7 separate regions of the Homo sapiens genome follow, and all the other regions are linked to region 1. A link is a loop called in an ENCODE intact Hi-C map of the cell type or tissue named here. Cell type or tissue: heart right ventricle. All regions are shown on one strand. Each heading gives the region's core, and the rest is flanking DNA. Links, peaks and the distances in the headings are about the cores only. Region 1 overlaps KANK1 (KN motif and ankyrin repeat domains 1). Region 2 overlaps DOCK8 (dedicator of cytokinesis 8). Region 3 has its middle 77 kb from the start of DMRT1. Region 4 has its middle 32 kb from the start of DMRT3. Region 5 overlaps LOC105375949 (a long non-coding RNA gene). Region 6 overlaps KANK1 (KN motif and ankyrin repeat domains 1). Region 7 overlaps KANK1 (KN motif and ankyrin repeat domains 1).

Region 1 (4,540 bases), core at 356-4,355:
AAAGTATTCAGAAATTCCAGTGGTGAAATTTGGTAGGTATCAAGTGAATATAAATGAAATATTTCTTTGATTTATATGTGTAAAGACAGCAGCTTTTAGCTTAAATGACAGCTTGGAGAAGTGACAAAATAGAGGTTTCGTAAATTAAAGATCTGGCTATGCAGTTTGATGGTAATTTAAGTGGTGTTCAGGATGTCCATTCTAATAATCAGCACAAGATCTACTATCTTAAATCCAAGTTGCTTCAGACACGAGTTGATACAGTATCACCTAAATGCTGAGGACTCACTGAAGTGACTGCTGAAAAGCCTTCACTTTAGTCCTCACGGTTATGTCATGCAATAAGGTAGGACCGGATAAAATTTGGAAGTCTAGTAACCCAAGCCAGTTCCTAAGTTTACCTAAACCTGAAAATTTCATCTTGTTGATTGAAACTCTTCAGCATTAAACATTTCTTTATTGAGCTTCAGTGGATGTGGTGCTCGGCTGATGCTGGGTGGGGAGGTGACACTGGTAGGACGGATACAGAAGAGTCCCTGTTGATCCTTAATATGAGAAACCTTCCTTAGGCTTTCATGCCTCAAGAGGCTTGTCTGGGCAGGCAAATGGCATCAACACAGCTGTTGAACATATGCTATCAGCTGGCACCACCTTTGGATCCTGGCATACCAAGGACCAGAAGTAGGCCAGCATTTTTCCACCTGGATTCAGCAGTTGTTTTCCCTGTTCGTTCTTTCATTCCTCATGGGTCTTTAGCTAGGTTAGGTATCACTTGGGATCTCCTCTACCACTATCTTCTGTCTTTAAATGTCAAAGAGAATATATAACATTTGTTCTTCATGTCTTGGACTTTATGGTGATCTAATATCCAGAAGCTGGTGTTAACTGGACAAATGCAAAGACCAACCAGGGAAAATAAACTGAAAGCACACCAATTAATTAAGTCTTTACCTAAAGGATATACTATGGGACTGACTCTGTGCTAGGTACCACAAGAACAAGTGGGAATCAAATTCCAGCCCTTGAGTAGCCTTTTTAGTCTATTTGATAAGAAAAAGAGAAAAGAAACAACATTATTCCCCCTCTTCTTAACTAGCATAATTTTAAAATGTGGGTACTCAAACCATCACAGGTAAGGCTTTCTCCCACCCAGTGATACTTCTGTAGAAAGAAAAAAAGAGGGAATTCTAGCAAAAAGGAAGAGCATATGATGCCAGATGGACTAAAAGAGCAAAGAATACAATTCATCAGCAAATTATGTGTCTATTAACAGTTTCAAATAAAATGCAATAAAATATATTTATAGTATGTTGGTATCAAAAAGATGATACTATGCCAGGCGCGGTAGCTCAAGACTATAATCCCAGCACTTTGGAAGGCCAATGCAGGAGGACTTGCTTGAGGCCAGGAGTTCAGGACCAGTCTGGGCAACACAGGGAGACCCTCTACAAAAAATTAAAAATTAGCTGGGTATGGTGGCGCACACCTTTGGTACCAGCTACTCGGAAGGCTGAGTAAGAGAATTGCTTGGGCCCAGGAAACGGAGGCTGCAGTGAGCCATGATTGCATCACTGCACTCCAGCCTGAGACCCTGTCTCAAAAAAAGGGCAGGGGGGGGATGGGTACCATAAAATTATATATGTACAATTTTGTACTATATTAAGAATTGTATGTAGGAGTAATCACAATCAGAATACATATATAAATATGAATGAGCAGAAGTTTAAGGTGATGGGCTGTAGTGATTTTTTAAAAATATAAAGTACATTTATATACATTTCTTTAAAAGATCATGTTCACTAAATCCACAAGGCCCACAACCTACACCAAAATCTCTAGCCCAGCAGTTTTCAACACTAGAGAGTACTGGCCCCACCCCAGGAGGCACACGGAAATGCATGGGAGTGTTACTGGGCAGTCATGTCTGAGGGGCACTTCCGGCATTTAGTGGGCAAGGGCCAGGAATGCAGAATACCCTGCCGCACACGAGACAGTCCCACACAATGAGGAACTGTCCTACTCATAACACCAGCAGCACAACTGTTAAGAGATTGCCACTAGGATAGGACCAAGATCAGTGTCAGCCAAGATATGCTGTAAAAATCCTAAAATTTAACAAAATACCATTAACTTTATGCCAGTATGATTTAAAAATAAATCTTTTTCATTTAAAAAAACTGCAGAAGTATATAATCACTCCTCAAAGATGGAAATGGGTAAAAGATCCTATTACCTGAATAGAGAAAACAATCTCATTTCCTGAGAGAGATCATATTGCTTTCATGCTAGAAACAATTTAAACAAACACTGAGGGTCGAAAAATTATCCCCATCTGCTAAACACACTTTTGTACCTTATCAATACACCATTATCTCACAGCTGGTTTGTGAACTCTTGTCAGTAACTCCTGCCCCGGACTGAAAGTTCAGAAACAAAGAAGCAAGGACAAGTGGCTGGAAACCCTGCAGCCACTGGCATGACCAAGAACTGAGCACTCTGCTGGCCGACTTGCTCCTTGTGAAAAATGGCCCTCCAGTGCCACCCAGAGATGCTTGGAGCGCTATGCACAGCGCCTTCTTCCCGGCCTCAAATAAGAGGGGAGGAGAAAAAGGAGAACTACTCTTTCCTGTAGGGCGCAGAAATGAGATCCTTTATGCTCAGTTAAATGGTCTTCCTACTTTTACCCATGTTTAGTACTTAGGACAGTCACACTCATATTTAACTTCCCAAAAGGCTGGTGACACTGCCATCTAGTGAATACAGTCTTTTTTACAACAGAAAGTCACAAAACTTAAGGGGCTCATGAACCTGTATTTTTAAAGTAAAGTTCAAGAAGTATCCTGTTTTTAATCTCATTTGAAATACTACTTAATTTACATTGAGAAGAGGAAAAAAGTTAGTAATAGAGAGTTTGCTCTCTGTGGATTCCTTTTAGGAATTAGCAAAATTTCAAAAATGAATACAACAGGAGAATGTAAACAAATTCGATTTTCCATACAGCAGGGGAGTCCAACGTTTTGGCTTCCCTGGGCCACACTAGAAGAATTGTCTTGGGCCACAAATAAAATACACTAACACTAATGATAGCTTATGAGCTTTAAAAAAATCTCATGTTTTAAGAAGTTTACAAATTTGTGTTGGGCTGCATTCAAAGCTGTCCTGGGCCACATGCAGCCTGTGGGCCATGGGTTGGACAAGCTTGTCATAAAGGACTGAAGCTCTGCTCTATCTCCAGCAACGATTGTTACAGCTGTACTTGCTATCTAGTGTGCTGTTCACAGCATGGTCCACTTGTCCCTATATGGTGACTACTTGTGCTTTTCTTGAGTTGCTAGCTTACTGAATCTTAAAGATGCTGTGAACTATGTATCTGGTCACAATTACTTCTTTGCCTTGGCTGCTAGGAAGCATGGAGCCAAATTACTGGCCTATTCTGGTCTACTTACAAGATCTTTTACAGTACATGCTACCTCTATCTTTACTCCATATTTCCTCCTCTTGATATCTTCCTTCTGTCCCAATATCTTCACCCACTCATTTAAAAATTTTATTTTGTATGCCCCTTTAATTTGGTACATATAAATAAAACACATTAGTGTTATTTGCTGTGTGTATGATGCTCCTGTTGGGATCCTCTGCATGTAACCATAGGCATATGTATGGCAAATATCACAGGCAAAGGTGATTTGTGTCTTATATGACTCTTAGGGTCTCTTACTACTTCTTGACTCCCCATTAGGAGAGCTGCTGCTGGTCTAAACTGGGGTTCGAAAGAGTGTCACAGTCAAAGGTATTGCTCACATATAACTGCTACCTTTTCCACATTCCATTCCAGTATGGCCGCCTGAGATGTCCGGCTTAAATTTCTAAGCAGCTTCTTCAGCTGAAGGGACTGCTTTTTTAATTTCTCATCCCACAAATCCTGTCTCATTGTTTCTGTACTTTGTCCCATTCCTAGATAGTTGACCTATGTATTCCAAATGATAACTTTTTTTAATATGAAACGTTTTTAACATAAAGGCTTACTAAAAGGCAGAACATAAACTGTTTTAGCAAAAGGCATAAAGATGATGACACTGAAACCCTAAAGGCTGTCTTCAAAAAAACACCGATAATGTGGGATACCTTATCACCATTTCAGCAGACATCATGTCTAAGAAACCGGGCCTACATACTGTTGAACTACATTCATTCCTGTTGAGATAATGACACCCAGTCAGAGTGCATCACTGGGACATCTTAGACTTTGTACTGAATTTCTCTTTCTTATCTCCAATAACTGGCTATTAAAAAAACACAGATTGCAAAAATCACATTCTCAGTCTTACCCAAGAGCCACAACACCTGGCTTTGTGTATTTTCTCTACAGCTGCCAAAAGCACAAAACAACAGATAGTTTCCTATTAACAAAGTGCAATTTAAGAGGCATAGGTGGCTTTGTGTGGGAGGTACTATGGGTAATATGTGTGTTCATTATGCAAATGAAAGCCAATCCTATTTTTAAATGTACTTTTATATGTACAGGCAAGGGCACATAAGA
Region 2 (4,000 bases), core at 1-4,000, 230 kb after region 1:
AAACTAAAAGATGACAAAAGGAAAATCTCTGTATACATGCTTGGGTATTTTAACCAATTAGATCCCAGGCGGGTTAGTGGTGAGGAATGGAGAATGCTTAGGTGTTTCAGCTTATCGACTGGTTTCACTTCGTTTTGTGAGGTTAGTCAAACCTTAATAATTTTAATATGCGTTAACACATTTGTTTGCTGTTGTGAGTCTGAAGTGAAGCTGTCTCACTTGAGAGAGGCGTGGGGTTGAGTTTTAGTCTAGCAGGTGGTCTAACTGTGCACATATTATAACTGGACTACACCTTGATCTTCTCATTGTAGGAAAGACATGCTCCCCCAGCTTCAAAGGTCGCCTCTAGAAAATAGGTCAGTTTGTCTGCCAGGGTCTTATGGCAAGAAGAGATTAGACAAGGATAAGCTGCTTCTTAAAGTAATTCATGCTGCTTTCTGGGCAGCATTATTACAAGAACACCTTGCTCTGGAGGTTATATAAAATAGCCAAGCAGCAAAACTCTGTCTGCTAAGGTATTAAGGAAACATATTGGCCAAACTTCCCTTTGAAATAAAATGTCTCTATTCTGGTCATTTCAAGTCAAAACATGGCAACTGCGAAACCAAACAGGACATGGGTTAAAGAAGTCAGGCTGTAGGCAAATAATGGTTTTTAAGAAAGGAAAATGGTATAATACCTATAACCAGTCACTGCATAGGGCCTGTGATAGCCTAATATTAAATTTTAGAGCAAGTGGACTAATTTGTTTTTAGCCTAACCATATCTTTTTTCACTTTTCCTTTTATAGTTAAATCCTGGTACCTCTCACTAGACATATGGTGCCTGGAATACTGCAAAGTGCACAGCACCAGGCCCCGGCCCTCCCACACTTGGTCTTTCCCTCATCCAGTCCAAAGGGAGACTTGGGGAGGCTCATTCCCTCCTTGCCTGTTTAATAAACATTTCCCTGTGATGTCAGCTCTTGCAAATGGCTTCCTGTGTTATCCTTTGCAATAAGCATATTTACCCTTTTTTTCTTTTTTTTTTTTTTTGAAATGGAGTCTCATTCTGTCGCCCAGGCTGGAGTGCAGTGGCACGATCTCAGCTCACTGCAGCCTCTGCCTCCCGTGTTCAAGTGATTCTCCTGCCTCAGCCTCCTGAGTAGCTGAGATTACAGGTGCCTGCCATCATGCCCGGCTAGTTTTTGTATCTTTAGTAGGAGGGGGTTTCACCATGTTGGCCAGGCTTATCTTGAACTCCTGACCTCAGGTGATCCACCCACCTCGGCCTCCGAAAGTGCTGGGAATACAGGTATGAACCACTGTGCCCTGCCATATTTACATTTTAATACAGGTCTTCAAAGACATTAAAAACTTAAGTAGCTACTATAATGGTGAGATTCTTGAGTGCCTAGAAGAGAGGAAATTAGGGCAGACAGTTTTTTTTCCCTCCATCCCTCAGACCACATAGGCTGGGACTATGATTGGGGAATTTTGTTGCTTTAAAAATCCTGGTAAGCAGTTTAACAGCTTTTAAAGTTTCTGAACTCATAGGTAAGGCTGATTGTGAAGAATTATGAGGAAGCATTTCATATTAGTTTATATGGTATTGAAACAAATGATACCTAATTATTGCCATTCACTTTTGTCAAGGATGACTTGTGCCCAGCTTTCCCTCTACTAAAAGGAGGCCAATGCAGTGGTTCTCAAAATGTGGTCCCTGGACCAGCATCAGCTGGGAACTTGTTAGAAATGCAAATTCTTGAGCCTCCAGCTCAGATCTATTGAATCAGAAACTCAGGAGGTAGGGTCCAGCGATGAGTTTTAACAAGGCTTCCAGGTAATTCTGATGCATGAGAAAGTGGGAGAAACACTGAGTTAATGGGCAATTAGGTGGTCAAATGTGGCGTAAAGGACAGGGCTGCAAAAGTGTGTGTGGGGTGTGTGTGTGTTAGCACATCAGGGACAGGCAGGGGAGCACTTTGACTATTCCCAAGCACAGTGTGAGGGCATGAGGAAATCCTTCTGTTCTTATCCTGGGATGAACCTCACATTGCTCTCTTCAGTACCTTTTTGCTGGCTGGCCTTGGGGCTGCAGGTGAACTTGGAGCATCACTACTGCCAGAGCAATAGTAAGACATTCGGCTGCAGTTGCGATCGGCGATCTAAAATACACAAACCATGGCTTAACAGTCAACCAACCATGGAAAGGTAAGCCAGACATCTGGAAATCACAACCTCAGAATTCATTTTTTTATACATATTTTTTTTCCTGGTTACAAAGGTAAAACAATTGCCATAAGTAAATATAAAACAAAGCAAAGACAGTGAAGTTATACCTAATTTTACTTGCTCTTGAGACAACACCCGTTAATAGTTTGTGTGTAGCAACCTACAGTTAAAAACTATTTAAGAATCTGGGCTGCTGAGTAGTCCCTTCTAGGAGTCTGTGACTTCAGGGGACGCCAGGAAAAAATGTGTGGGAACAGTGTCTCTCTGTGGTTTAGTACGGTACTGCACCACGCTGTCTCCTAAACACCAATACATTGTCAAAAACTACCTCTGAAGGGAAGTGGAGTGCTCATGCTCTATCAGACATTTTCTCCCCATGCAACAAAATAATTCGAAAATTGCTAACCCTGTCCACATAAAAATTTAATATTTTCATTTTATTAAAGAAAAATAGAAAGATCAAGGCTGTCAGTAATAGCTGCAGACCACTTCTTTCCTGGGTGATCAGAAAGTGGTATTACTGAAAGGGGCTTTCAATATGAGGCTGAGTTGTGTTGTGCTGGCAAATGTTTAACAACCAGTTGTCAGGGGGGTAGGGGTAATTTGTAGCATTTGCCAATTTTTGTGCCACAAATACTTTCATCATAACTGATTTCAATCTACCAACACGATGTCATAGAAATGCAGTGTGGTAGCAAACCATTATATAATATTTCCATCACACAGACACAGTAAACGTAAAGAAGGAAGAACTTAGATATTGTAGCATATAGTGAAATTATTAGGAAGGGACTAGGTTTACCTTTTTAAAGTGAACTTTTAATTTTGAAGTATAAGTTGTATAGTTATTATTAGATTTACAGAGAAGTTACAAAGGTAGTATTTCTTATATGACTTTCATTGCATTTCTCTTAATATCTTTTATAGTAAGGTACATTTGTCAAAACTAAGAAACTAACATTGATATGTTACTATTAACTAAACACGAACGACTCGGATTTCACCAGTTTTTGCACTCATGTCCTATTTCTGTTCCAGGATACAATCTAGCATACCACATTGCATTCAGATTACCTTTGTTTTTAATATAACTTATTTAATTTTAAGTTTATACGATTTAATTTTAACAATGTCTGTTTCAAAACTGGCTCAAAAAATTCTGGAAAACTAAGCAATCAGCTTTTGGGAACAGGTATGAGCTCACTCCAGCACATCCCTGAACTGATTTTTGTAAGTCAAAAAGGATAGAATACGAATAATTCCTGATGGCTCAAACTACAGATCATCAGCATCTCAGGGGGTGAATCCAGTGGTTTTTTCATTTATTTTTTATTTATTTTTATTTTTTTAGACGTAGTCTCGCTCTGCTGCCCAGGCTGGAGTGCGGTGGCACGATCTTGGCTTACTGCAAGCTCCGCCTCCCGGGTTCACGCCATTCTCCTGCCTCAGCCTCCTGAGTAGCTGGGATTACAGGCGCCCGCCACCACGCCCGGCTAATTTTTTGTATTTTTAGTAGAGACGGGGTTTCACCGTGTTAGCCAGGATGGTCTCGATCTCCTGACCTCGTGATCTGCCCGCCTCAGCCTCCGAAAGTGCTGGGATTACTGGCATGAGCCACGGTGCCCGGCCAAATCCAGTGTTTTTAAAAGACCCAGGGTAGATGGTTCTTAAGTTCATTCAGGGACCAGGACCTCTGCAGAGATGAGGACATGAGGCCCAGCACAGTTACATGACTTTCCCATGGCCACACAGCGGGGCAGTATTGGCGCCCAGCCCCAAACCCTGGC
Region 3 (4,540 bases), core at 210-4,209, 150 kb before region 1:
GTACCTCAGTTGGCAATGCAGAAATCATCCGCCTTCTGCATTTGTCTTGCTGGGATCTGCAGACCAGAGCTGTTCCTATTTGGCCATCTTGCCGGAGCCACCCCCAGTCCTCAGTTTTTCTAGGAACTCAAATTGGAAATCAAAAACTAGATCTATCTTTTTTTTTTTCTATTTACATTCCTCCTATAATAGTCTCAAACCTCCCTGAGGCATAAGAATCACCTTAGGCTTACTAGGGGAAAAGTCATTTACAAAATATAAAAGAGAAAAATACATCTAAAATATATTATCCTTATTACATTCTTTCAGACTTTCCATAATGTCCTTTACTTTATCGCCTGTCACCCAAACTCCCTGTGAAGCCCTGCTCAAATTGCCAACTGGGGTAATGACAGTAACGATTGTTTATTAGCTACTTAGTATCAGACAAATGTGCTTTTAAACTTTACCATAAACTTGTAGATGTTCATATCCGCATTGAACAGATGAGAAGCTGGATCTTAGGAAAGGAGACTTGTGCAAAGTAGCAGAGCTAATTTCGGGGAGAAAAATAGTTTAGAAAAAACTCATTTGTGTCTTGTTTGTTTTTTCTCACTTTGGCTCAGAAGTCATTCATTCATTCAAATGCTGCAACTTTAAAACACAGCTAGAAAAACTTCCATTAAATAATATGGATGCTTACACACTGCTCAGTAAACAGCAACAAATATTACTTATTAATATTTATGATGACCAGGAAGATAAATGTCTTAGTGTGCAGAGAACAGAGTCCATCATGGCCAAAATCTTAGTACAGTTTGATATTTCAACAGCTGGGCAGGAAAGAAAGTAAAGTGCTTTGGGAAGACAATAGATCCTGGGTGAGATGGAAACGGGATTGGGTTTCCCCTTTTCTTTTGGATGGGAATTCGGAACACCTGGGATCTTGTTCAGGTTTGGCTAATACTGTGGAGAGACCATTTAAGGACCTTGTAGTTTAGTTTCCTTACCCATAAAATGACAGGTCAGGATGTTGGCAGCGAATCTGTATGGGTCTGCAGCAACTTCAGTGCTTGCCACCTCAGAAGAAAGAATTTGAGGGGCATAAGGCAGAGGGAGAGACTGAGGCAAGGTTTAGAGCATGTCGACGAAAAGAGTCAAACTCTGTAAAGTATTTGAAGACATTTATTCTGAGCCAAATATGAGTGACACAGCCCCCAGGAGGTCCTGAAAACATGTGCCCAAAGTGGACAGGGTGCAGCTTGGTTTTATACATTTCAGGGAGGCAAGAGACATCAATCAAATACATTTGAGCACTACATTGGTTTAGTCCAGAAAGGTGGGGGCAAGTCAAAGGGTTGAGAGGGTGGGGCGCGGGTTTCCAGGCTATAGGTGAGTTTAAGTATTTTGACAATTGGTTGAGTTTGTCTGAAGACCTGGGATTCATAGAAAAGGAATGTTCAGGTTAAGATAAAGATTGTGGAGACCTAAGTTGTTTTGAAGTCTCATAGTGCTGCCCTTAGAGACAACAGATGACAAATGTTTCTTATTTAGATCTTAGTTAATCTCTTTAGGATTGGGAGGGTCTGGAAGAAAAGGATCTAGCTGTGTTAATAGATTCTTTACAGATGCAAATTTTCCCCTATACAGAACAGCTTTGCAGGGCCATTACAAAATATGACGAACATGTTTTGGGGTAAAATATTTTGATTTTCTCCCTTGTCTCATGTTATGCCAGAGTCAGTTTGGAAAGTAAGTCACAATATATAGGGCTAATTAAAACCCATCTGATGAGAATTTGTGATTTGTAGGGCGTGATGCCCCAGACCCCTTAGATAGGAGTTTGGGCAAGATAAAAAAACATAATTTAGTCCTCGTGGGGTTTCACCCTGTTGCCCAGGCTGGTCTTGAACTCCTGACCTCAAGTGATCTGCTTGCATCAGCCTCCCAAAGTGCTGAGATTATAGGCCTGAGCCACTGCACCCAGCCTGATCTATGCTTTGCAGGCACTTTATCTGTGATATTTCATTTAATGTTTATAACATCATACCCATTTGGCTTTCTAGAAGCTCAGTGGTTACAAGTCTAGAGACAGGCATTTTTACCATCCATATTCTATAGATGTAGAAACTAGGGCTTAAAAAGGTAAAGTCCCTTGCTCAAAGTCTCGGCTGGTAAACGGGAAGCTAGGAGTCTAAGTTAGGTCTGTCTGGTTCCAGAGCTGCTGCTTTCTGGAACCCTGCAACATGGTGGCGCTTGTTCTCCATTGCAGAGCATTGGGGTTGGTCGTAAGGTGATGGTGATGGCGGTGGCCGTATGGTGGAAGGAACTTCATCCTTCGCAGACCAAGGGATATCGAGGAGAGTGCAATATGCAGATTCAGACACTAGGTGACAGAGTGCCACAGGGCAGACAACTCGCTACGCCTGGGTCTGCGGGGTGTGGTTCTCTCCTGCGTCCTGTATTCTTTTAAATTAAGAAAAGGCTACGCGCTCCTGTAAACCCTGTGGTCTTTTACACTAGGGCCAGGATATGTGCAACTAGATATATGCCCAAACTGTACGTGTTTCTTCCTTTATTGCGAGACATGAAGGAATTAAAGAACGAAAGAGGAAAGGAAAAGAGCAGTGGACTCAATACTGTAAAAGGCAAAGATTCCCTTTAAATTGCTTTTTAGAAAGTTTTTTTCAAAAAGATTTTTAAAGTTTTTTAAAAAGGATTTTAATAAATTATAATGTTTTATTTGGAAACATTTAATATTAAATTTCATTTAATTTCCACTTAGTTTTTAAAATTACTTTTATTTTACTCTGTCGCCCAGGCTGGAGTGCAGTGGTGCCCTCTCCACTTACTGCAACCTCTGCCTCCTCAGCTCACGCGATTCTCCTGCCTCAGATTCCGGAACAGCTGGGATTACAGGCGCCCACCACCATGCCCAGCTCATTTTTTTTGTATTTTCAGTAGAGAGGGAGTTTCGCCATGTTGGCCAGGCTGGTCTCGAACTCCTGATCTCGAGTGATCCGCCTGCCTTGGCCTCCCAAAGTGCTATGATTACGGGCGTGAGCCACTGTGTCCGACCTCCACCTAGTTTTTGAAAGAAGTAGTTCTCTTTCCATTTTTATTTTTTATTTTTTATTTATTTATTTTTGAGACGGGGTATCGCTCTGTCGCCCAAGCTGGAGTGCGCTGGTGCAATCTCGGCTCCCTGCAAGCTCCGCTTCCTGGGTTCACGCCATTCTCCTTCCTCAGCCTCCCGAGTAGCTGGGACTACAAGCGTGAGCCACCACGCCCGGCTAATTTTTTGTATTTTTAGTAGAGATGGGGTTTCACCGTGTTAGCCGGGATGGTCTCGATCTCCTGACCTCGTGATCCACCCGCCTCGGCCTTCCAAAGTGCTGGGATTACAGGCGTGAGCCACTGCGGCCGGCCCCAAAATAGGCTCATCTTTTGATGTTGCCCACAAGTGAATAAAGTTAAGGCAAAAGGTAGGTGTAGTGTAGTTGGCCCTGGAAGCCCGTCTTTTGGCCTTCACCTTACTTTAGGACGAAGTAGGGTCTGTCCAGTGGCCTACAAGAGGAAGTAATTCTGCTTTTTCCAAAGTTGCCTGGAGCATATTTTCAAAAATGAAGACTCTCACTTTAACTATATGAAGTCTGGTGCACACTATTTTGCATGCTGTGATTACTGGTTATTTAAGCTTCATCAATGAAAAGAAACAGCAGAGCAAGAGTCAAGCTTTAGTCTAATAAGAAATGAGAAACAGAAGCTGTCAGCCACCGAATGGGAACGAAGGGGTAGTGAGGCAAGGACATGCCACCTTCCTACTCTACAACTCAGAACCTCACAAGGGAGGCTGTTTTGCCTCTCTAGTTCCATGTTAAGCTGGTTTTAATCTCCATCTTGATTGCCTTCCTTCCAAATGGATGGATGTATTCAGAGAGATTGTCCTGATCCATCCTGATTGTCTGCCAATGTATCTGCTGATGTGGGTAGGGCCACCTGGCATACACTTGCAGGGCCATGCTCTTGTGAATCAGACAGTCACATTGCATGGCAAAGGAGACCTGCATTTGATGTTCAAAAATGAGAGAGCCCAAGGAGCCTCAGCTCTTGGTTGCAACACTGGGGACAAACTATGAATAATAAAGTGAGTGACACAAGGGCTTAAGGTCAGGAACTCCTGTGGCATTTTGGTTTAGCTCAGTTGGAGGTGTGGGAGGAGTGTGATGGAGCTGAACCCAGATTACGGAGGAAGCTTCATCATGCCAGACCGAGCTGAAGCCATTGAGTGGCTTTCAACAGGGAATAACATGACTGTACTGAAAGCGGCAGGGCTGACATTGGGGAGACCAGTTCTGATGACCTTGCAGCAGTCCAGAAGAAATGATGGTGCCCTGAACTGTGTTAGCAGCAGTGGAAGAGGGTGGACCCAAGAGCTGTGGGGAGGAAGAACCTGTAGACTTGACGACCACCTAGCTAACATATTCATGGCAATGAGTCTTGGAAGTTCTACAGCGCACCTGGAGGGATGGTGGGATCAGCGAGGCCAACACTGAGAGAA
Region 4 (4,540 bases), core at 335-4,334, 390 kb before region 1:
ACCAGGTGCTGCAAAGGAAGTTTTGAGTTGTAAGTTCAGTGGACTTCTGAGACCATCTAATTTCATGGAGTGGCACAGTGCTAGGCCAGTAACGATGAGGTTTCTTTAGCCCTCCAATATGAGGCCCACTCTTGTGAGCAGCATTTGTAACCAGCTGCTTCCTAGGTGCTTTACCCCCAGTTGATTTGTGGGCAGTCAGCATGGTAGGAGCCACAGTATAGAAACTTCCTTCCCTACCCACCTTCCTCAGCTGGAGCTCAGCAAGCTAGTGGTGGCTGCGAACACAATTTGGAGACCGTTTAACATCGGCAGTTTTCAAATGTTAGTGAGCATCAGGACTACCAGGAGGGCTTGTTAGAACACAATTTTTCAGGTTGGGTGTGGTGGCTCAAGCCTGTGACCCCAACACTTTGGGGGCGCAGAAGCAGGAGCATCACTTGAGGCCAGGAGCTCGAAACCAGCCTGGGCAACATAGCAACACCCCATCTCTATGAGAAATTGTTTTAAGAATTAGCCAGGTGTGGTAGCCTGCCCTGTAATCCCAGCTACTCGGGCAGCTGAGACAGGAGGGTCACTTGAGCCCAAGAGTTCAGGGCTTCAGTGAACTGTGATCATGCTACTGCACTCCAGCCCAGGAGACAGAGTGAGACCTCTGTCTTGGGGGAAAAAAATCACAATACTCTTAACCTTTCCCACAGGCTGCCTATTTACTCCGTAGGTTTTCTTTTCTTTACATCGGTGGATATTAGTGAGAATTCTCAGAATTTCATCACCAGCCTCCTTTTCTTGAATCACTCCAGGCAGGTAGGATGGGATTGGTAGGTACCTGTGTGGTCTACACTAGAAGCTTCGATTATTTTCTTGGCCACCATGTTTTAAAGTTTCTAACAAGAATTTGTGCCTCTTAACCTAATTTGTTTACTACTGGAGAGTTTTTGCTGAGTTTTGGCACTTTTTGTTCCTTTTGTGAGATCTTCAGGAAGGAGCTATAGGCCAACTTCCTGTACCCTCACTGTGGTAAAATCCAGCTCTGGGTAATTGAATGGTCCTGCTCTAAATGGTCAACCTCTTTCTCAATGTTTGTCCTACCACCACACCACTTCCCACCCCCAGAGATTAGAATCAGTCTGGAGCGAGGGCCAGGTATCCAGATCTTTAGAAGCCCTCTGGGTCGTTCTATTGTGATGCCAAAGTTGAGAGTCACTGCCACAGTTCGGTGCTTTTCAAATGTTAGTGAGTGCGCCAATCTCTAGGGTCTAGCTAAACTTCAGATTCTGAATCAGTATGTCTACAGCGTGGCTCCAGAGTCTGCCTTCTAGCCAGCTCTCAGTGATGGTACTGCTGCTACTCCTTAGACCACACTTGGTAGCGAGCTTTTAGAGCTAACTCAGCTAATGATCTTGCCTGGGTACGCTTAGTGCCCCGTGTCCTCAGACTCAGTGTGGCAGATGTCCTGTCTAAAGCACGGAAGGCGATGTACAGAGACTACTTTTTGGAAATTTTCTGGGACTTTTGTGGAGTGAGGTCGGGTCATCATAGAGTAAGAGCCAATCACACATTGGACCCTGAAGCTAGCCACTTCTAATTATAGCTACTGGACATTCACAAATTCTTAGGGTTCCAGGAAGGGCATGGAAAAGACAGAAACATCCCCTTAAATCCTACTTCAGAACAGGACATATGATTTTTGCCTAGGTACCTATCATTTGTCATCAGTTCTCCAAAGGATAAATGGGACCACGCAGAGAAATGGCATCACCAGCATGTCCCAGCATGTCACCCACATGCCACAGTGAGAGGCACAGGAGTGAGGCAGAGCCAGAAAGAGAGGAACAGTGAGCAATGTTCCCACCTTCTGAGGAGCTGATGGGAGCCCAGGCAGCCGACTGCACTTTAGTAAGCGTGAAAGACAAGAAGACGTCGCTGAAGCTTATTCTTGTGAACACTCAGGGTAACTCTGAGAGTGGCCACAAAACCTGGGCCCAGGGCCAGGCTGTGTTAGCGCAACAGCACCACTAGATGGCGCCATTGGCTCGAGGAGCACAGAGTGTCCGCCCGGTGCTGGTGAGGCTTGTTTCAGCCCCGCTTTAGGACACGATGCTTAGATCCGTAGAACGAAAATGATGGAAGTGAAAGATCAGGGCTGCTACAAGATGCTTTTCATCAGGCCAGAGCCTTTCTTTTTTCCATTTTAAAATATTTATTTTTTATTGATACGCAAATATTTGCACATATTTATGAGACACGCGTATCTTTGGTTACATGCATAGACTGTGTAATGATCAAGTCAGGTTATTTATCGTATCCATCACCTCGAATATCATTTATACGTATTGCAAACACTTCAAGTCCTCTCTTCTAGCTTTTTTTTTTGAAATATACAATACCTTGTTGTCAACTCTGGTCATCCTACTCTGCTGTCGAACATTAGAACTTATTTCTTCTAATTGTGTGTTTGTACCCATTAACCAACCTCTCTTTACCCCCATCTCCCACTACACACCCTTCCCAGCTTCTAGTGTCTGTCATTCTACTACTCTCTATCTCCATGAGGTCAGCGTTTCTAGCTCCCACATATGAGTGAGAACATTTGACATTTGTCTTTCTGTACTTGGTTTATTTCACTTAACATGATGACCTTCAGTTCCATCCATGTTGCTGCCACTGACATGATTTCACTCTTTTTTATGGCCAAATAGTATTACATTGTGCATATGTACCATATTTTCCTTATGTATTCATCCATTGATGGGTATTTAGGTTGATTCCATGTTTGCTATTGTGAACAATGCTGCAATAAACAAGAGGGTATATGTATCCTTTCAACATACTGATTTCCTAACCTTTGGATAAATACCCAGCAGTGGAATTGGTGAATCATATGTTAGTTCTATTTTTAGTTTCTTGAGAAATCTCCATACTGTTTTACATAATGGCTGTACCAATAATTTACATTTCCACCAAAGTATATAAGAGTTCCCTTTCCTCCGCATCAGGCCAGAAATCTTTGACATTCAGAACAACCTAGCAATGTCTAAGGGGCATCCAGCTGTCGGTGGCTGACCAGGTCACTCCTGTTCGCATGACAGAAGGATACCTGGAGGAGTCTTTGTGCCCACTGGATTAGTGAAAATAAAATCTTTTTCTACCAACTGGTGGAATCCTCTTTTGAAGTAAAAAATCTTTTCCATTTTTTGTTTTCACTTTTTCAAAGTTATTATATATTGAAGGCTTATATGAAAGGAAATGTGGTAAAGGCTTCAAGTCCACTTAATCTTCACAGTAGCCTTGTGGCCTTGTTATTATCCCCATTTTACAGGTGGGGAAATTGAGGGCTGAAGACATTAAAGCCTCTAACCCAAATGATGAAGCCAGGACTTGAACCCAGTTAGATCTGTCTCCAAAGCCTATGAACTTAACCACTGTGCTACACTACCACCCAGTCGGTATTTATTCAGAAACGCACATGTCTAGACAGTGGCCTTTCTCAGTCCAGTATTGTGTGACTTGCAGCAAAAATATCTTACAGAGATACGGTGTGGTAGGGGAAGAATGGGGATTTCAGGTGCCCATAATCGGGTATCTAACCCATTCTTTAGCAGCTAAAAGTTCCCAGAACATCTTTATTTCCCTTCTTCCTTCTTCCTAGTATCTCTTCTTAGCATGAAATGCTGTCAGCTGCTTCTACTAGCTGAAAAAACAACAGCTGCCTCCACAACCATCTAGAAAGGGCCCTGCACCTGGTGATTCAACGCCCTCTTTTTGCTACTTCCTTTCCAGGCCTGTCTCTCCCGCATCAACCTAATCTGTGAAATGGAAAGCAAGCTGGTTGCATTAATTCTTACTAAAGTGTACACAACTGAGAGTCATTGCAACATATTATCCAAATATCATCCAACTAAGTGGTGTTTGGCTTTGGGGCGAAAGGAATGTGCTGAGATTTCAGTGATGATATTTCAGCCTACATGCTTTATTACAACTCAATGCTTTTGCTGATTCGAGGAGACAGACCCTGAGGAAAAGACCAAAGGCAGGGACAAAGGGTAAGGCCTGCAAGTAGAAAGGATCGATTAGTAATTATGACATTTCACACACATCTGGGGCTAAATATTCTATGGTAATAAGGAAAGCTAAAAAAAAAAGGCTATTTCTTTCCTAGGCTAATTCCATGGCCTGAACATAATATGCTGTTCTTTGTTTCCTCAACTGGAGAAGGATAGACTACTTAAAAAACAAGAAACCTGAGGAAGCCATTGGCCACTTTAACAATGATATAAACTATTCCAAGGTGACAAAATAACTCTAGTTTTCTTTATATACAGAAAAAACTCCAACTAATATGTGGAAGCAATGGTAGAATTAGAAAATCCCCGCTGGGTGCAGTGGCTCACGCCTATAATCCCAGCACTTTGGGAGGCCAAGGCAGGTGGATCACCTGAGGTCAGGAGTTCAAGATCAGCCTGGCCAACATGGCGAAACGCCATCTCTACTAAAAATACACAAATGAGCCGGGCGTGGTGGCGCGTGCCTGTAATTCCAC
Region 5 (4,540 bases), core at 328-4,327, 190 kb before region 1:
CTCGGCCTCCCAAAGTGCTGGGATTACAGGCGTGAGCCACCATCCCCGGCCAGGATTAGGATTTCAATATATGGATTTTGAGGGAATACAAACATTCGGTCTATAACACACTTTCTAAGGAGAAAATTTATGGTAATTTAATAAATTTAGACTAATTAAAGTTAAACAAATTAAGTTCCATAATAGGAAATTATAACATATATATAATTTAATTTCTCCCTAGTGAGAGAAATATTAAAGAAGAAGAATTTGTCAGGTGGAATTTGACTTTGGAGGGCTACACACCATTGTAATATCTAGGATTTCTTGGCCCCCCAAGAACCAGTTTTAGCTTCTGAGAATTCATGGCCTAAAGGAGAAACAAAGAAAACACACACACACACACACCACACACCACACACATACCACACACACACCACACACACACCACACACACACCACACACACACCACACACACACACCACACACCACACACACACCACACACACCACACACCACACACACACACACACACCACACATACACCACACACCGCACACACCACACACACACACACCACACACCGCACACACCACACACACACACCACACACACCACACACACACACCACACACACACACCACACACACCACACACACCAGACACACACACACCACACACCACACACACACACCACACACACCACACACACACACCACACACACACACCACACACACCACACACACACACCACACACACCACACACACCACACACACACACCACACACACACACACACACACACACACACACACGTTGCAGAGCAGCATTATCTTATAACCTGTAAAGGATTGTACTAAATGGGAACTAAATGGTCATTGTGATGGTTATTTTGTTTGTTTGTTTGTTTTTGAGACGGAATCTCTCTGTCACCAGGCTGGAGTGCAGTGGCACAATCTCAGCTCACTGCAACCTCTGCTCCCCGGTTCAAGCGATTCTTCTGTCTCAGACTCCCTAGTAGCTGGGACGACAGGCACAAGCCACCACGCCCACGCCCAGCTAATTTTTTTGTATTTTTAGTAGAGACAGGGTTTCACCATGTTGGCTTGGATGGTCACTGCAGTAAGCATTTTGCCTGCATTATTTGTTTAATCCTCAGAACAACCCTATGAAGCATATACTACTGTTGTTCACCTTTTATAAATTAAGAGAGGCTCTGAGAAGTTAACAGCTGTCAACTTTTAAGTAGCAGAGCTGTGAATCGTACTCATCTCTGTTCCCCACACAGCTCCCAGGCTGCAGCCACTGCAGAGGATAGCATCCTCTGGAAGTGTTCTTAGTATCTATGCGAATTTTGTCCTTGGGGCCATCTCACCTCTCATTCCCCTTCTCTTCCACTCCTGGCCTGCTCCCTTGTTCCTATTACCCAGTATAAAACTTATTCCTCCTGAATCAGGGTTGGAAAGCAATCTGATAAATAGTTATTATTGGCTTGGGATTCCTAGCATTTGCCTTTCAGCAAAGGATATCTGTAACTCCCAAAAACTGAGTGGTGGGATTTGAGCAGGGGGGAGGAATTTCAGCAGGTGGGTAAAGTATTTGGAGGCTATGTGAGTTAGGCTACTGACAGGAGGAGGGTGGTACCCTTAGGTGGGGAATGGAGGAGAATTTAATAAAGAGATAATTTACAGAAGTTTGAGGAAGGTTAAGGGAAACCAACATGGGATAGCAACAGGCCTCCCTGGGGATGGCAACAAAGGGAGCCACCACCATCCGACACCTGAAGGGACAAGGAATAGTCCTAGGAACCCAAGAAAGGGGCTGAAGCTTTGGAGAATGCCATCTGGCAGAGGCCTTGGCTTCAGCAGAGACCTGCAGCCAACCTCTGGTCACCCAGCAGGGAGAAAACCAGGGAAAGAAAGACTCCTTCCTTGCCCTTGTCCTACCCTCCTACTTTTAAGGGTACCTTTTATGACCACACGCAAACTAAAGCTAGAGGACAAGGGGCCTGTTGATGCAGTCCATAGAGGCCAGATTTTGGGACACAGAGCAGAGTGGAGAAGAGGGCACAGGGGACCTGGAGGGCAGCGCTACAGCCTAGGATGGTGGCCGTCTGTGACAGGTGAACACAGGGCCAGTTTCATAAATGAAACACAGAGGATACCTCAGTTTTCATCAAGTGGCTGGGAGCATAGCAACGAAGGACACAGGGAGCTGGACTGCCTGGCCTGAAGACTGCCCTGCCATTTCTACCTTGGTGACTTTGGTGAAGTTCCTTAACCCTTCTGTGCCTTGGTTTCCTTATCTGTGAAACAGGCATGATAATCTCTACTCATAGGATTGTGAGGATAGAATTAATTGTAGCACTTGAACAAGGTCTGACTGAATTAACACCATCCTTATGACACTCCAGGTACAAAGCAGGTAGGAAGAAGCAATGTGCCCTTAGGTACTTACACGCTAAGCGGGAGACAGACACACCAGCCCTCACGACACAAGGTTAGGTGAGCTGGCAACTGAGGAGAAAGACTTGGCCGAAGGAGGGGTTGATCCTGCACCTCAGTGGGTCAGGTAGGGTTTTGCAGAGGAGGAGCCTTGAGCAAGGACTTGCAGAATGAGTTGATTTGCAGATGTGCCCAGTACACATCAATTAACAGTTCTGGAACTTTAAGGAAGGAAGGAAGTCCAGTTGGGTATTAAAAAGACTGGTAGATTTGTGGATTGTCAGAGGACAAGAAAGAACCCTGGAAATTAGGGCACAACTAAGCAGTGCAACAAGAATCCAGTAGGTGGCATAAATACCCCATTCATTTGGAGTTCCATTTGTCGTTTTTTTGTTTTGGTTTTTGGGTTTTTTTTTGTTTTGGATTTGGTGAATTTCTTTTTTTCTTCTTCCCTTCCTTAAGCTGCCCATTTCACCAACACTGTTGTTAGCAGTTTTATATGATCTTTATTTAATGCAATTAGATTTGCCTTTAGATCAAAGCAAACTATTTACAATTGATATAATAACTAAGCACCTCTCCAGAAAGAAGGTTGACTGCTTTGCAAGTATGAGCCCATTGTCTTAGTCCATGTGTGCTGCTGTAACGAAATATCACAGACTGGGTAATTTACAGCCATGAGCCACTATGCCCGAGGTGCTAAGGCCACCTCTTCACCTCTTTTTTTTTTTTTTTTTGTGATGGAGTTTCACTCTTGTTCCTCAAGCCAGAGTGCAATGGGGCAATCTCGGCTCACTGCAACCTCTGCCTCCCAGGTTCAAGTGATTCTCCAGCCTCAGCCTCCCGAGTAGCTGGGATTACAGGCATGTGCCACCATGCCTGGCTAATTTTTTTGTATGTTTAGTAGAAATGGGGTTTCACCATGTTAGCCAGGCTGGTCTCGAACTCCTGTCCTCAGATAATCCGCCGGCCTTGGCCTCCCAAAGTGCTGGGATTACAAGTGTGAGCCACCGTGCCCGGCCTAAGGCCACCTCTTAATACATCATATTGGTGATTAAGTTTGAACACATGAATTTTGCAGGACATTCAGACCATAGTACCATATTTAAAGAAAGACTGATTCACGTTGAGGTGAACCATCTAAACCCAATTTTCGTTATATTGTTTTCTAGAAAGTAGATTAAAAATTAAAATACTCCCAAGCTTGTCATGGTGGCTTACACTTGTAATCCCAGCTACTTGGGAGGCTGAGGTAGGAGAACAGATTGAGCCCAGGAGGCGGATGTTGCAGCGAGCCAAGATCACCCCACTGCACTCCAGCCTAGGCAACAGAGTGAGATGCTGTCAAAAAAAAAAAAAAAAGAAAAAGGAAGGGAGGGAGGGAAATAATATTATAGAAAGCATATAAAAATATTAAGAAAGAGAAAAAAACAATCTTAACTCAGGTATCTTTGTAGAAAATGCTAGCGATTTGAGGTATTGCCTTCCTTTTTCTTTTTTTAAGAAAATTAAATCACTTATTGATTACACATGATAATAGATGATACAAGCTTCATTCCAATCTATAATTTTATCTGGTAGCATTATTCAATTTAGATACATTGCATAGGATGTGCTAACAACCATTTTTATAACCACATGATTTTGCTTGATCCCTTTTAATGGTGAACTTCAGGTCACAACAGTAACTATCAGATCCACTACACCAAGATTTCTGAAGACAATGGCATCTCCACCCAAGCGCGTTGTAAATAAATTCCGAATAGAACCTGTCATCACCCTGAAGGAATTCTAACTTCACACTGTTGGGGAAATTTACCAAGATGGCTTCAGAATAGACTAACTTTACACAGCACATTTTTCAAAAAGACATTTATTCAGCATCATCATCAGAGTATTACATTTAGCAATCAACAGCATGGGTGCAAAAAAAAAAAAAAACTACATTAAAACCCTTTGTTGGAATGCTCTTCACTTTCCACAGAGCAGAAACTAAAATTACCTGTTATACAGTTAGTCACAAATACAGTCCTTGAGTGTTTTGCCCATACACATGAGCATTTGTCTAAAACATGTCTTATTTGGAGCAGCTATTGCCTTTCTTTTCCTTTGCATA
Region 6 (4,540 bases), core at 306-4,305, 79 kb before region 1:
ATATTCCAATTGTTTGAGAAAATAATAGTACCTGCATCAGTGTGTTGTCACTTAGAACAATGGGTGGGTTCTATTGTCACTACTAGTGGTACTGGATCACCCTCTGTTGTCTGGAGAAGAACACAACCCTGGCCCCCCAGAGAGGATCCAGAACCCTTCCTCCTCTATACCTTGCCCCCCCCCCCACGAAGTCAGGGTTTAAGGTATTTGTGATACTTGTTCAAGACCAAGTAAGTCTGCTAAAATCTTGAGTTCTACATTGGTTTCTTCTTCTTAAGAGTGTATGAAGGAGATGCCAGCAGGGAGCTGTAGGGGATGTGTGTGTGCACACGCACTGCTTGGGCAGAGTGGTATGTACCAGTTAGATAAGGGGGAGTCCCAGTCCAGCACAGGAAGGAAATAAAAGCAAAAGCAGACAAACACCCCCCAACTTTTAAAGCATATTATGGCCAGGTTAAAATATCTCCATCTCACAACATGAGGGCAAAGGTGAGTGCCGATTATTCTGAACACTCATTCTGCAGCTCTCCCGAAGTCCTCAGGGCACAGTGCTCTCTAACACACTGTGCAAAGACGGTGCTTTAAGCCACCCAGAGCACCTCCAGGGTAGTCGTCCTGAATGGCCTGCCTAGGTTGGGGGAAGGTATACTATTGTTTTCATAAAACAAGAACAGGAACTATGATCACTTCCTAGTTCATGCACGAGCCATGGGCAAGAGAGCCCTGGAATCATACAATGCAGTGATGTGATTCATACCCTTAAAATGAGGGGGGTCAGTGGAACTCTGATTTCCAAAGTTGCTTCCAGGCTATGAGTAACTGTCGACTAGACTTGATACAAAATTTCTTAACATGGCATGAAGAAAAATGAATCACGGCAGGTGTCAGACCAGATGAGCTCAGGCAGACAGAGCCTGCAGTCTTCCCCTCTGCACGTCCCACTCAGCAGCACCTTTCCAGCTGCATCCTAACTGGCATGACCTAACAATCCCCAGTGCAGTGTCCCTCCTGGGTATTGCCAATTCTACTCTGGGCATGGGTTAAGAGGCCAGAAGCCAGGCTGCACGTAAGAGTGAGGGGAAGACAGCGGAAAGGGTTACTATTCTCAGTAGTGGAACGGCCTGTCTTAATAAAGGGCACATTGTGCTAGGGAGGCATGTGATGGTAACAGGGGCCTTGCGGTTTATACAGTGGCCCTCTTCTCCAGTGTTCAGTGCCAACTACAAGATGCAGCAACTCTTTACCCCAAATCTGTCTCAAAACAGCCAAAATGCCATGGGCTCCTAAGTGCAACCCCAACTATGCTGCTCTCTAATGTCCACTGTCTCATTTTAAAAGTTGTTGCTGAAATACAGCCCAAATCAATCATGCATGCACAGAAGAGAATGAGCTTGGACTGTTATTTTCCAAACTTTCTTCAAAAGTAACATGCTGTTCTAAGCGTAAAAAAGAAATGTGCCAGTTCAGAGAGTAATTCTGTGAAAAGCAGAAAAGGAGCACTGGCTAACTTAGGGATAAAACAGGCTTTTCTAACAAAACATTACAGTTTTTTGGCCAGGGGGAGGTGGGGTGGTAGTGGAAAGCTAGTATTTGTATGAATCCCTGTCCTTATTTTGTTTTATAGTGTTTATACAAGAAGCCAGCTTTAATGAATATTGAGCAACTCCCTATTGGAAAAACAGAGCTGAAAACAAATACCCAAAGATGGATTTAGCAACAAAAAAGGAAATTATTGAATTGAACTAAACCTTAAACTCAAAAACTCAAATCTTAGCATATATATATGTACAACCATTCACTCCTGCAACAATGACATCTTTATGTTAAAGCCATAGGTAAAGCTGAAATTTTCACTGGACCAAAAATCAAGTACTGGGTTATTCTTTCTAGCTTGAAGTAAAAGCAAATCTTTTTCACAACACACAGAGCTCGAGTTTATATTTCACCAACCCCCACCCAAACATCATGCTCTCCTCCTCTCTTTCTTTTGTGGGCATTCTTACTTACCCACCCAGAAACAAAATAACTGTGATTTTCAGCGAGCAGGAAGCCAGGTCTCAGGCAAACTTCCCTCAGCATTAAAGGGACTCCACACATTAGCAGGCAAAGAGCCCAGGAGCTGTTGCAGAGAATTTATTTATACCCATTTGGAATTTCCTGACGAACTAACAGCCTGCTGGCCACGGGGTTTAATTCCAGGACTCTTGGCGTCAGTGAGACAGCAAAAATTACCAACAAACAAAACTGCTAGCAAGATCTTAAAAAAGAGGCAAAGCCCTCTCTCATCTTCCTTCTGATTTTTCAAACTATCCTCATACTCTTCAGGCATATGAAATGCTGACCTAGAAATGCAGCTGTAAGCCTGTTAATTCTAGGAAGAAATCAGAAAGGCAGCAAATGTTTCCTCATTGTTTGTGCTGACTTACTCCCTCTTTCCCTAACCCTCCACTGCAGAGAAAGGCTCTCTGTTACAATTTGAGCTATAGCACAGCAGCTGGCTTGTGAAGGAAATGATTGAGTTTTATGCTGAACCGAGGCTGGAATGGAGGCAAGTGGTTCCTTTTTGGTTTCTTCTTATTTAATGCAACATATAATTAGAAGGCTAAAAACAATCACCATTCGTAAACCATAGGCCCAAGCCTCCTTCCCTTGCTCTGTACCCTCATACTCTTAAACATTTTATTCATAACATCTTCGAGCAACCTTTGTTTTTGTTTCAAAAAGTTAGTAAGAATGGTATGTTCCCCTAATGATTTAAATTCATTACCTAAAAAAAAAAAAAGTTCTTTTTTGAGATAGTGTATCACTCTGTCACTTAGGCTGGAGTACAGCGGTGCAATCACAGCTCACTGTAGCCTCAACCTCCTGGGCTCATGTGATCCTCCCACCTCAGCCTCCAGAGTAGCACGACACCATGCTCAGCTAATTTCTGTATTTTTCTTGTAGTGATGGGGTCTTACTATGTTGCCCAGGTTGGGCTCGAATGCCTGAGCTCAAGAAGTCCTCCAGCTTTGGCTTCCCAAAGTGCTGGGATTACAGGCATGAACCACCACACATGGCCCAGAATTTTTTTTTTTTTCAAAAGCAGAAGAAAACATTTCTGTCAAAAGTAAATGATAACATAAACCTCAAGAGAATTTTTAGTGTTATGGGTATGTTCTAAAACTGGATTGTGGATATACAACTGTCCACATATACTAAAACTTATCAAACCATACACTTAAAATGGGTGAATTCTATGGTATGTAAAACAGCTCAATAAAGTTTAAAGTAAAAAAAAAAAAAAGGAAGAAAAAATCTAACCCAAATCTCTTACTAATGGAGGTCTTGTTGTGTAAAGTAATATGAAATTATTTGGATCTGCTATTTCAAAATACCTGGCACTTGAAACTTTGTTTTTAGTTTGTTATTTTTTAATCTGTTGGTTTATTTGGTATAAACCAAGCCCCAAGCCCAAATAAGTGCCATGGTCTTATAGAGTTTAATCTTTGTGTCTTCACACAGGAAAGTATGTGTCTCAAAGATAATCACCTTTAAGGTCTCCCATCAGTAACTGTGGTCACCAGTAGGAGATGAGACAGAAGGAAAGTAAATGGAATAAGGCAGGGCATGTGCAGGCACCAAGATGAGCCAAACTAGGCAGGTCCAGTGAATTCTTATAAAACTGTGCCTCTCTCTACACAGCTGTCCCGTTTTGAATTTTACAAAACAGGCTATTTAGAGTCATCCGTCATCTTTGTTGATCTCTGTTTTATTGTTTAGAACTGGCTTTGCCTGCCTGCCCTGTGATAAAATTCAGTAAATCTTGTTCAACTAGTGCCACATTTACCCAATGTACTTAGACAAAGGTGAAGAAGGCATTTAAAAGAACCCTTTTTGGGGGGCATGGTGGCTCATGCGTGTAATCCCAATTCTTTGGCAAGCTGAGGAAGGAGGATTACTTGAGCCCAGGAGTTTGAGACCAGCCTGGATGACACAGTGACACTCTGTCTCTACCAAAAAAAAAAAAAAAATTAGCTAGGTGTGCTGGCTTGCCCCTGTAGTCTCAGTTTCTCGGGAGCTGAGACTGGGAGGATTACTTGAGCCTGGGAGGTTGAGGCTGCAGTGAGCTATGATCATGCTACTGTACTCCAGCCTGGGTGACAGAGTGAGACTCTGGTCTCAAAAAAAAAAAAAAAAAAATTCTGGTATTATTTAGTTACATTATTATATTCCAAACTAAGATTTAATATCGGCTGGGTGCAGTGGCTCATGCCCGCAATCCTAGCACTTTGGGAGGCCAAGGCAGGAGGATCACTTGAGCTCAGGAGTTTGAGACCAGCCTAAGCAAAATAGTGAGACCTTGTCTCTATTAAAAAAAATAATAATAAATAAATATATATATATATACACACACACACATACAATTTTAAAACTATCAAAAGACTTGTTCTTAAAAGTTAAACGAATAAAGTACTGAATGTAGTGTTTCTTGATCCTGCAAAAAAAAAAATCTGCTACATTCATAAATATTGTGTTCTGGTAAGAGTTTAGATTACAT
Region 7 (4,540 bases), core at 236-4,235, 93 kb before region 1:
ACTTAAGGCTAAACCAGACATTTAAAAGAGGAAACACAAGAACCTTTCAAAGCGCAGACCTTGTCGCTGACCTGGGCTATGCATTTCAAACTTAAAAGCAAGGTCATTTTTATTTTTTTAAATTGTAGGATCAGGTCATGTGTTGTTTTCCCAGAGCCACGCTAATAAGCTGCGCATTTTTAGAGCTATGGAAAGAACTCAAAAGCAATGAGTGAAAATGTAAGCCATCAGTCTCCCTGCCCTCTCCTGAGTATACAAACCCACTTGACTGCTGTCCAGTTTGAAGTAACTTCCAGCAAACCTGGTTGCTGTCTGCCCTCCCAACCCCCAGCACTGCCGAACATTTACACCCGACAGTGTGAATGCTGTGAAGAACACTTCTGCTTCCATCTGCCCGCTTTCTTCCCAAATGTTGGAAAGAAAGTACAAAAATAAGATTGCCAAGCAGAGGAATAAAAAGGACGTATATTCCTTACGTCCCAATTTAAAACAATATTAAATTGCTCTAGCTGTTCGATTCTAACACGTGTGGGAAGTGAATTCTATGTGAAAGAAGTGCCCAGCAGCAGTCATGCTCTAGCCTAAGAATGGGAGGGCTGGTCGGGAGGGCTGTGCCTGGAAACTTGTGCTCGTGTTAAAAGAACGTAGCTGTCCTTCTCTCTTTCCCTTTTAACTTTCATCTCCACATGGAGAAGGTGATCACTCAAAATATGCAGCCAGACCTGTCTCCAGTACTGTCTGAAATTCCATTAACAGGAGAGAAGCTGCAGCAGCCAGACCTGTCTCCAGGACTGTCTGAAATTCCATTAACAGGAGAGAAGCTGCAGCAGCCAGACCTGTCTCCAGGACTGTCTGAAATTCCATTAACAGGAGAGAAGCTGCAGCAGCCAGACCTGTCTCCAGGACTGTCTGAAACTCCATTAACAGGAGAGAAGCTGCAGCAGCCAGACCTGTCTCCAGGACTGTCTGAAACTCCATTAACAGGAGAGAAGCTGCAGCAGCCAGACCTGTCTCCAGGAATGTCTGAAACTCCATTAACAGGAGAGAAGCTGCAGCAGCCAGACCTGTCTCCAGGACTGTCTGAAACTCCATTAACAGGAGAGAAGCTGCAGCAGCCAGACCTGTCTCCAGGACTGTCTGAAACTCCATTAACAGGAGAGAAGCTGCAGCAGCCAGACCTGTCTCCAGGACTGTCTGAAACTCCATTAACAGGAGAGAAGCTGCAGCAGCCAGACCTGTCTCCAGGAATGTCTGAAACTCCATTAACAGGAGAGAAGCTGCAGCAGCCAGACCTGTCTCCAGGACTGTCTGAAACTCCATTAACAGGAGAGAAGCTGCAGCAGCCAGACCTGTCTCCAGGACTGTCTGAAACTCCATTAACAGGAGAGAAGCTGCAGCAGCCAGACCTGTCTCCAGGAATGTCTGAAACTCCATTAACAGGAGAGAAGCTGCAGCAGCCAGACCTGTCTCCAGGACTGTCTGAAACTCCATTAACAGGAGAGAAGCTGCAGCAGCCAGACCTGTCTCCAGGACTGTCTGAAACTCCATTAACAGGAGAGAAGCTGCAGCTTGGCTGTCAGGCAGGCTGATCCGGGCCTCCCGGGATGTGTGTGTGGGAGCCGGCGGGTCTAAGCTGGACTCCCGTAGGCCTGCGGTGGAGTGAAGCGGCCCAGCAGTGCGCACCTTCCCGGCCGGCCCCCCTCGCCCAGGCCCCCCGGAATTCGGCCAGCGGTGGCCGCCCCACGCCGCTCGCAGCTCACCTACCACGTGGCGCCCGCCGCGCTCCCCGCCAGCCCGCGCTGCCCCGCACAGCTCGCTCCAGCTCAGCCGGACCCGGCCTCGGGCGCCCTCGATCCTCACCCCGTGAGGAGAAGTTTCAACATTCGTGTAAACTTGGCCGGCCACGCTCGGATGCCATAGGCTGAGCTTTCACCGGCGAGGTCTCCCTCCGGCTGCAGTGACACCACCCCCGCCGCACTCAGCTGTTCCGCATTCCCTGTTTTCTTAATGAAAACAGGAAACCGGTATCTTCTGAAAATGTGTGTTCTTCACTCCCGCTTTGCCAGCTGATTTTTAAATAAAGCTAGCACTTTAAGCATCTCTACAGAGAGGCTCTGTTTTTCCTATACTAGTCACTGCTTCATGAAAGAGTCTGTGTCCTCCTGCCCAGCCCTCGGTCACCTGAGGAGGTGCAGAGGCACAATCAGCCCCACTGTTCTCTGCGGGTTCTCAGGATCCGGGCAGCACTCACTGGTTCCAGAGCACTGCCTGACTCTTCTCAGCCCTGGGCTTATGACACGTGGCAAGTAGTTATCCTTTATCATTAATTTCAACTGAGCCTTTGCCACTGATGAAAAGTTCTTCTTAAAAAATGAAAGAAAAACAAACCTTTTTCCAGATACGAAAGTAGTACATGCTTGTAAAACATTAAAAAAAAAAAAAAGCCACATACAGATAATTTAAAGAACGTAAAAAAAGGGCACTCAGATCCTACCATCAAGTGGCAAGCGTTAATATTTTGGTGTAACTCCTACTTTTTCTATACTTTTCCCACTTAAGGATTTTCAGTAGGAAAGATGAACTGACTCAACATCAGTATTTAAAACACAACAAAACTTATCACAGTTTTTACCAAAACCTAACTGGTCCATCTTTAGTTATTTCTTTAGTTCACCTTGTAGAAATCACAAAAAGCATGTATCACGTTGTATTACCCCCAAATGAACTTTGGACTTCTGGGAATCAGAAGAGGTTAGAATTTAACTAAGTTAGGCTTGCTTATTTCCTAATACTGCTCAAACCAGGCTACCCAAAGGACTTGTAATTCAAGTTTCATTCTCCAGCAAGTAAAAAAGTAAGATGTGTTTTCAAGGTGTCATTTTCACAAACAATTGTCCATGGTAAAAATTATTCTACAATAAAACTACCCGGTGTCATTATTTTTTTAATATCCTGTTTTCTAGTGTATGTTTACATACATCAACATAAATTAGGCACTTATGAGTCCCTGATTTATTTCCCAACTTTAACAAGACGAAAACACTTTTTTGTCTTTTGTACCAGACTATAAGCACCCAGAGAGCAAAAAACTTAATTAAAAAAAATTTTTTTTGGAGAGCACGCTGGCTCATGCCTGTAATCCCAGCACTTTGGGAGACCGAGGAGGGTGGATCACTTGAAGGTCAGGAGCTCGAGACCAACCTGGCCAACATGGTGAAACCCCATCTCCACTAAAAATATAAAAAATTACCCAAGCATAGTGGCGGGCACCTGTAATCCCAGCTACTTGGGAGGCTGAGGCAGGAGAATCGCTTGAACCTGGGAGGTGAAGGTTGCAGTGAGCCAAGATCACACACATTGCACTCCAGCCTGGGCAACAAGAGCAAAACTTCATCTCCGCCCCCACCCCCCCAAAAAAAATATACATTTTTTTTTTCATTGCTTCCTCTCCCAACCACACACCAATTATCAACATGCTGGGAAGAAAGGAGATGTCTGACAACGTTTACTGAAGGAATAAATAACTGAATATATAGTATAACATAATAAACTTGCTAGAGTGCAGTGGCGCCATCTTGGCTCACTGCAACCTCCACCTCCCTGGTTCAAGGGATTCTCCTGCCTCGTCCTCCCGAGGAGCTGGGATTACAGGCGTGTGCCACCACGCCCAGCTACTTTTTGTATTTTTAGTAGAGATGGGGTTTCACTATGTTGGCCAGGCTGGTCTCAAACTCCTGACCTCAGGTAATCTGCCTGCCTCGGCCTCCCAAAGTGCTGGGATTACAGCTGTGAGCCACTGTGCCTGGCCAACAGAATAAGATAATAAACTTTGAAAAACATCTTGATGCTCTGAAGACAGAAGTTGTTCGTTAAATATTAGTGTTAAGGACATTTCTTCCATGATATTGTTTCAGTTGTTATCTTTAGGTTGTGGAATTATAGATGATTTTTATTCTTTATATTTTATAATTTTTACAACACGTGGGTATTGCTCTTTTTTTTTTTTTTTTTTTTTTTTTGAGACAGGGTCCGACTCTGTTGCCCAGGCTGGAGTGACGTGGTGCGATCATGGCTCACTATAGTCTCTATCTCCTGGGCTCAAGTGATCCTCCCGCCTCAGCTTCCTGAGTAGCTGGGAACTATAGGTATGTAGCACCACGCCTGGCTAATTTTAATTTTTTAAAATTATTTTTAATAGAGATGAGTTCTTGCTATTTTGCTCAGGCTGGTCTTGAACTCCTGGCCTCAAGCAATCCTCCCACCTCAGCCTCTCAACATGCTGGAATTACAGGTGTAAGCCACTATACCTGGCCTGGGCATTTGTCTTAAAATATATTACAAGAAGTCTCTGTTTGGAAGGCAAATGGAATTGACTGCAATAAAATGAGAAAGTTCACTTGGGAGGTGAATGAATAGGGGTGGCCATGGCAAAGACAGCTTGATGTTCTTTAGTATGCATTATCCCCTCCTTCCACACTAATAGGGGCAAATAAAAGTCTGTAAGCAGAAGTGTCATGTAGTATACCCCAGGAACCTCCAT

The links. Peaks named below come from ENCODE experiments on the same cell type or tissue, not always from the same donor. Only the 100,000 strongest peaks of a DNase experiment are listed, where the experiment ranks them.
Region 2: it touches region 1 in a loop (2.8-fold over the local background); 33 of 110 quality-filtered maps call a loop at or near these places.
Region 3: it touches region 1 in a loop (11-fold over the local background); 103 of 110 quality-filtered maps call a loop at or near these places.
Region 4: it touches region 1 in a loop (8-fold over the local background); 47 of 110 quality-filtered maps call a loop at or near these places.
Region 5: a loop joins it to region 1, with 18 times the contacts of the local background. A loop is called at or near these places in 54 of 110 quality-filtered maps.
Region 6: it touches region 1 in a loop (2.6-fold over the local background); 46 of 110 quality-filtered maps call a loop at or near these places.
Region 7: a loop joins it to region 1, with 2.1 times the contacts of the local background. A loop is called at or near these places in 35 of 110 quality-filtered maps.

Annotation. Positions count from the first base shown.
Region 1 is chr9:612,029-616,568 of GRCh38, reverse strand. All of the region lies in intron 1 of KANK1 (KN motif and ankyrin repeat domains 1), which reads right to left. Among named protein-coding and RNA genes, the nearest start is that of KANK1-AS1, 71 kb to the left of the region's middle. In heart right ventricle, for the core only: a CTCF peak has its summit at 2,586; a DNase peak (open chromatin) is centred at 2,518; H3K27ac peaks cover 3,143 bases.
Region 2 is chr9:384,477-388,476 of GRCh38, reverse strand. It overlaps DOCK8 (dedicator of cytokinesis 8), which reads right to left. Exons shown (of 48, transcript NM_203447.4): 23 at 2,051-2,146. Among named protein-coding and RNA genes, the nearest start is that of DOCK8-AS2, 84 kb to the left of the region's middle. In heart right ventricle, for the core only: a CTCF peak has its summit at 2,480; a DNase peak (open chromatin) is centred at 2,476.
Region 3 is chr9:762,023-766,562 of GRCh38, reverse strand. No RefSeq gene overlaps it. Among named protein-coding and RNA genes, the nearest start is that of DMRT1, 77 kb to the left of the region's middle. In heart right ventricle, for the core only: CTCF peaks have their summits at 2,161 and 2,360; a DNase peak (open chromatin) is centred at 2,336; H3K4me3 peaks cover 586 bases.
Region 4 is chr9:1,006,759-1,011,298 of GRCh38, reverse strand. It overlaps the pseudogene H3P29. Among named protein-coding and RNA genes, the nearest start is that of DMRT3, 32 kb to the right of the region's middle. RefSeq lists a silencer at 1,902-2,101. In heart right ventricle, for the core only: a CTCF peak has its summit at 2,015 (motif pointing right); a DNase peak (open chromatin) is centred at 2,008; H3K27me3 peaks cover 2,833 bases.
Region 5 is chr9:804,979-809,518 of GRCh38, reverse strand. LOC105375949 (a long non-coding RNA gene) reads left to right here. Exons shown (of 2, transcript XR_929411.1): 2 at 4,100-4,283. Among named protein-coding and RNA genes, the nearest start is that of DMRT1, 34 kb to the left of the region's middle. In heart right ventricle, for the core only: a CTCF peak has its summit at 2,764 (motif pointing right); no DNase peak of the experiment used is centred there; H3K27me3 peaks cover 366 bases.
Region 6 is chr9:691,254-695,793 of GRCh38, reverse strand. All of the region lies in intron 2 of KANK1 (KN motif and ankyrin repeat domains 1), which reads right to left. Among named protein-coding and RNA genes, the nearest start is that of KANK1-AS1, 8.0 kb to the right of the region's middle. In heart right ventricle, for the core only: no CTCF peak of the experiment used is centred there; DNase peaks (open chromatin) are centred at 1,062 and 2,123; H3K4me3 peaks cover 2,420 bases; H3K27ac peaks cover 4,000 bases.
Region 7 is chr9:704,472-709,011 of GRCh38, reverse strand. All of the region lies in intron 2 of KANK1 (KN motif and ankyrin repeat domains 1), which reads right to left. LOC107987042 (phosphatidylinositol 4,5-bisphosphate 5-phosphatase A-like) reads left to right here. Exons shown (of 1, transcript XM_017015393.3): 1 at 1-2,104. The coding sequence starts at 687. The coding sequence ends at 1,589. Among named protein-coding and RNA genes, the nearest start is that of KANK1-AS1, 21 kb to the right of the region's middle. In heart right ventricle, for the core only: no CTCF peak of the experiment used is centred there; a DNase peak (open chromatin) is centred at 1,901; H3K4me3 peaks cover 1,685 bases; H3K27ac peaks cover 2,683 bases.